2 separate regions of the Homo sapiens genome follow, and region 2 is linked to region 1. Evidence: read pairs that join two places in POLR2A ChIA-PET (ENCODE). Cell type or tissue: OCI-LY7. All regions are shown on one strand. Links, peaks and the distances in the headings refer to the core of each region. The heading gives the core; the rest is flanking DNA.

Region 1 (2,930 bases), core at 182-2,681:
GTGGAAATCTGACCAGCACCTTCCATCTCAATTGTAGGTTGTTTTGGGGAATAAAAGATTAATTCTATCCCCATTTGTTTGTTTAAATTAATGTCCCAGGTTCTTAGAGAACTGGTACAGTCTTTAATTGTTACCTTGAACTTCATGTCCTAAAGCTGAGCAACTGGACATTAGTCTGATTCCATAGGCTAGCACCAGCATCTACCAAGGCCTACAGTGATAGCCTGACACAAAAATAAAATACAGCTTACAAAATAACATTGCAAAGCAGCATATACATATAGTAAAACTTACTTTAAGAATTAACGTTTGGTAAGAGAAAGATAAAAGGGCATTTTGATATACAAACAACTTTAGAATGGCATAGAATTGTTTCACATATCTTTACACACAGTTCACTTAAATCTCAAATATCATTGCTAAATTTAGTGATATGAAATGATTTACACAGCTATCATCATTAATGTCAGAAAATATACATTGTCATGTTTGTGTGTATCTTTTAGTGATATCATTTAAATAAAGATAAATCAGGCAGAATAATTTTTCTATTGATTTCAATAAATTGCAATGCTTACACGCTTTTCCTTGAGACTCTGTTTCATTTTTCAGCAGAATCAGGTAAACTTTACTTTGCTTGATAAGTATACACTATATTCTCCAGCATAAGAATAAAATTATTTATAATGAGAGAAGTAACTACCATATTACACATGCATGCAGAAAGGGATATTTATAGTATGATAAATTAATTCATTAAAATGTAATATACTCATAATTAGAAAACAAGATGAAGAAAATAATACTAACTCCCTGTGGCATATAGTTTATTAATACTCACCCTTGTTCCTGAAATATTTCTTGGGGAAGAAATATGTTTATTTATTTATTCAAAACATGTTGGGTTTTGGTTTAACTGAGTAATTTCTCAATGAAATAGGAAATAAAAAAGAATAGCTTTCAAGGGAAATGACAAATTCTGAGGGACGTTTCAAAACTAAATATACCTAGATACTTAGACAAATATGAAATATACTTAGAACCCAATCTCTTCATGCTTAGTATAAACCTTGAATCTGAGTGATCTCTTATAGATCTTCCAAAAAAAGTAACTTACAGTATTTTTTAATGAAAGTAAGACATATTTATTATAGAAATATTAGAAAATACAACTAAACCTAAGAAGAAAACAAAATCCTCCTTGTAATGCCTCTGTAACTCAGGTTCAGTCATCCACTGCTTGCAGAGTCTGAATAACAAGAGCAAGGTCTGGTGGGAAAAAAAAAGTGACTTAATTCAAGAGCTACCCGAGGGGAAGTAGTACAGGCTCCTGCCCTGAGATACCACTTCAGCCTTCAGGGCAGAAGGCAAGGGCTTTTAAAGGGGGGATGGGGAGGAGGGGAGGAGGTGCGGGGTCTGTGTGACTTGCTTCAGATGTCTTATCTATCATGTGGTCTGGCTGGCGCCATGGCAGGCAGCTACGTTGTAAATTGAGGCAATCTCTTAGTGGGTGAGAGTTCCAGAGGGGCCTGATTTGCTTCAAGTTTTGGTCTCTGCAACTTCTAAGTAAACACATAGATAAGCTTGCCATACCTGATGGAGAGAAGGTAAAGGTTATAATTGCATTCCTAAAGAGCTAAGTAGGAAGCGGGGGAAAAGGAAAAAGAAAAAAAAATCATTTTTTTCCTTTTAAAAATGGGGTACTCGGCTACACCATCAACCAATGAAAGTCAGAGGCAATCATTTCAACATGTGTATGTGTGCATACATTTGTGTAATACATATGTGTAATACATTTATATAATGTATTACTTTTTTTAAAAATGGGATTATCTGCCTCACACCACAACAAAGATTAATTTCCAATTTTAGGCCTAAAGGTCTAAGTTGAAATATAAAAATAAATAGCTATGGTCTTTAAAAAATCAGATTTAGATTTTTTTAAAAGCGGGTAATGAAACCTCAAAGAAAAGATGAACAAATTTACCATGTAAAAAATTTTTAAATGTCTGTCGAGCAAAAATAACCAAAAATAAAGACAAGCAGCACACTGGGGAACATATCTATACTATATATGACCAGAAAGAATGAGGTTTTCAACAACAACAACAACAAAAAATATATATATATGTTGTGCATGTGTCTCCTGGCACAACTCATTCAGGACTCAAACTGTGTCATCAAGGCATTATCTAGTTTTCTGTCTATCTAATCTAGCTCACTCTATCTATTTATCTATCTATCTATCTATCTATCATCTATCTCTTACCAATACTTTCTAAAAATTTTGTCTCATATCCAGGTAATATGGATGGTCACTAATCATTCCAGGTTCATGTACAAGAATCTCAGGAACCTCAGAGGAAAACACACTGTCTATCCCAACTGTTACTGTAAAATACATTAGGGATGATTTTCATTGGCTCAGCCTGGGTCACAAATCCAAATACAAACAAATCATTAAAGCTTCATGGATGGCATACCCTGGCCAGGCCTGAGTCACATGCCCATCTCTGGAACTGGGTAAGGCAGAATTAGCCCCTCCCAAAACATACTAATTAGATTCTCCACAAGAAAGGAGAATTCTAGAACTGAAAACTAGGGGAAGAAAAAGTGTTTTGGACAGCTAAAATCTGGAACTGTCAGAGACCTCTAAAACATCCTGACATCCAATAAGCTGTTACAAGTAGCAATAACAACAAAAGATGACCTTAATATAGCTATAACAATCAACATTTAATTTTTGTTTTTTACCATAATAAGTCTAATAATTTTCTGCTAAAAAATACTTGTGCGTATGTCTAAAAATATATTCAAGTATACTTACCACCAGGATATTTACAATAGTGAAAAACTGGAAACATTCAAAGAGTTCATCAATATGTATGTAAATCCATACAAGGCACTATCATTCAGTCATTTAAAAATTA
Region 2 (2,930 bases), core at 213-2,712, 480 kb before region 1:
CACTGTGCAGGGTGCACACAAATCACCTGGGCATCTTGTTAAAATGCACACTCTGATACAGCAGGTCTGGCATGGGGCTGAGATTCTGCATTTCTAACCAGCTCTCAAGGATGTCAGAGCTGCTGGGTCACAGACCTCACTGTGAAGGGCAAGCAGTTAGACCCACTCGTCCTTGCCCACTGCCATCATGCCGGGCATCCTTCTTCCTTCACAAAAGCCCTAACATCCCTTTAGGAATCAAATAGCATATTCTTAATAACCTCAGACATCTCTTTCTAACACTCTGATTCCTTAACAAGTCCCTGCAGGGTCCATGGTTACTTTCATGATGGCGGTGATAGGGCTGCCCTATTCCAGGGAGGGAATGCCTTGATTTGTTAGTCATGCAGTGTCCCCTTGCAGACAGCTTGGTAACATAGGACTTCACTGGGGGCAGAGGGGAAGCAGAGCTGCGAGGAAATTCTTAAGCAGAAAATGGGAAGTTTATCTTCTTTCTTTTAACAGTATTTAAATTCATTTGTTAAGGGAGAGCTTCGCTTTAATTAATAAATTCTCCATTTTTATGGCTACTCGTAATTCCTTACTATTTAGTTTAATTGGGTTTTCATGTTCAGAATTTAGAAGCAGCTTCCTCTTTTTAGTTTTAAATAGTAATACATAAACCAATAAATATCATGCTTTTCAGCAGGGCCCATTGATTTCCATACCATTCTGCTGTTACATAGTGAATCCATTCATTCAATCAATCACGCAACGAATATAAATTCATCACTCACCATGTGCTGTGGGAGATGATGGGTATAAAATGGTGAGCAGATCACATGTGGTCCCTATCCTCAGAGAGCTTACTTTTCTAGTAGGGGGAGGAATTGCTTCTGGGAGTCAGGGCAGGATTTGTAGGGGAACGTTCAGGATGGTATCCTGTCCAGTATCTTGGAGAGGTCTTTTAATATAATCAAATGGGAGGTAATTTAGATGACCAATCACATGCAGCCAACTGGTATTTAGTTAAGTTGTCTTGAACTTCCCATTAGAACCGTCCAGATGAGGCAGTGCTCTAACTGTAACCAGTCTAATCATGGCTTTGCTCACTTCGGCACTGGCCCTATAGAAGCTCTCCCCTGCAGTCACTTCCGGCAGATCCCTGAACCACTTCTGGTTTGGAGCTTCCTGATTCAGGAATTGCTGTTTGCACAAATACATTTTGAAAAATTATGATGTACCAAAGTTTATCTTTAAACTGGTCCAAGTGCAAATTGTCTTATCTTCTTCCATGATTCTAATATTGGTGACTAATTCTTCTGGAAAACAAATTGGTGATGGCACTAAAGCCTTCCTCTGTAAAACACAGAAATGACAAGTCCTCCATCCCAGATCTACTAATGTACCAGCCTCACGACAAGTAGTCCAAATGAACCAGGGCCTCTTCAATTCCTCCCCACTGCCAGAACTCTGTGTTTCCACAGCACTAGATCCTGGCCAAGCACTTAACAGTAATTCCCTGGGTAATCTTCACAAGTCTTTATAGACAGGCCTACAGGATGAAACTTCAATTTCCCTGCATTGACTAAGATCGGGAATTGAGGCATAAAGAGGCGGATGGGGTTGGGGCAGGGGCACATGGCATGAAGGTGCATGGAGAATGGAGATATGGGTCCAGGTCTTCCACTCCTTATATGACCAAGGATAGTTCCTTTCACTTTTTTCAGACCTTAATTTCCATGTCTATAGAATAAGAACGATGATATCTGCCTCCTTCCTGGATAATAGGAGGAATGCGTTAAAATGTGTTTTAAATGGTGCAATCCATTTAGAAGAAAGTATCATATGGATGCAAATCATGGAAGGGCATGCTTGAAATACGGAATGGTCCTGGCTGACACCTGCTGAGTGTCTGTTCTAAGCACATCACATGCCTCATCTCACTTAATCCTCGTGTGGCCTCCAGGAGGTGGGTATCATTATCACAAGTAGTTTGTACCCAGGGACACTGGAGCTCAGGATGGAGGATGGTCTTTCCCAAGGCCTGGGGGTTGGTGGTAGTGGAGCTGGGCTTTGATGCTCTGGATTCTGGCTGCAGAGTGTGGGCACTGTGCCCCAGGCTTCCCGCTCCTCTCCCTGCAAGCAGCCAGCACTCAATTATCCCCATGTGTATTATCTGCAGCTCATATTTCATTTCATTCCAAGCTGACTTTTCCCTGCCAACCAGCTTGCTCATTTAGTTAGCAGGGGAGCTCAGGGAGTTAGAACTAATCCTAATATTAAGTAAAGAGCAAAGCATAATTAGGAAGATAAATCTTCTGGGGGGAAAATGTATGTAACATATTCCAAAGTCAAGCATGGGTGATTTTTCCCATCTTCTAGATGATCCACATCACTGTTCTCTTTTTCTCTTTCTAGCACAGATAACTATGGGTTGATGACATATTGTTTTTAAACTTAATTTTTTCTGATTAGGAGATCATGTATTCTCATCACAAAATATTTAGAATAGCCTGCATAGTATAAAGAAAAGAATAGAAAACTCTCAGAATAGCACCATCCTGATAGTACCACTGTTAACATTTTGGCGTGTACTTCTTTCAATGCCATTTTCGACATAAATGCCTAAATATTGCACTTGTAGTCTTGTAAACTGTTTTTTTTCTACTTGATATCTTGTGGAACTATATGCGTCAAGAGATGTAGCTGAACACCATTATTTTTGGTGGCTCCATTGGCCTTGGAGAACTCATATGAATGTAGCATAATTGGTTTTATTCAAACCTAGCGAAGAGAGACACAATTGCTTCATGCATCCAATTATTTATTTGTTCATCGATTCAGCAAACCTGCCAGATATTGTGGATGAAAAGAAAAATAAAGTGTAGTTCAGAGCCTCAAAGAATTTGCTGTCTTTTCTCAGAGTCACTGTGTCGATTTCTTTTGGG

What was found. ChIA-PET counts read pairs that join two places held together with the same protein. Peaks named below come from ENCODE experiments on the same cell type or tissue, not always from the same donor. Only the 100,000 strongest peaks of a DNase experiment are listed, where the experiment ranks them.
Region 2: POLR2A ChIA-PET joins it to region 1 with 10 read pairs; 2 of 35 experiments call an interaction of 5 or more read pairs at or near these places.

What each region holds. Positions count from the first base shown.
Region 1 is chr13:46,277,303-46,280,232 of GRCh38, forward strand. The region is part of intron 2 of LOC105370194 (a long non-coding RNA gene); the gene reads right to left. LOC124903170 (a long non-coding RNA gene) reads right to left here and starts at 2,539. Exons shown (of 2, transcript XR_007063785.1): 1 at 2,484-2,539; 2 at 1,122-1,593. In OCI-LY7, for the core only: no CTCF peak of the experiment used is centred there; no DNase peak of the experiment used is centred there.
Region 2 is chr13:45,797,594-45,800,523 of GRCh38, forward strand. The region is part of intron 1 of SIAH3 (siah E3 ubiquitin protein ligase family member 3); the gene reads right to left. Among named protein-coding and RNA genes, the nearest start is that of SIAH3, 53 kb to the right of the region's middle. In OCI-LY7, for the core only: no CTCF peak of the experiment used is centred there; no DNase peak of the experiment used is centred there.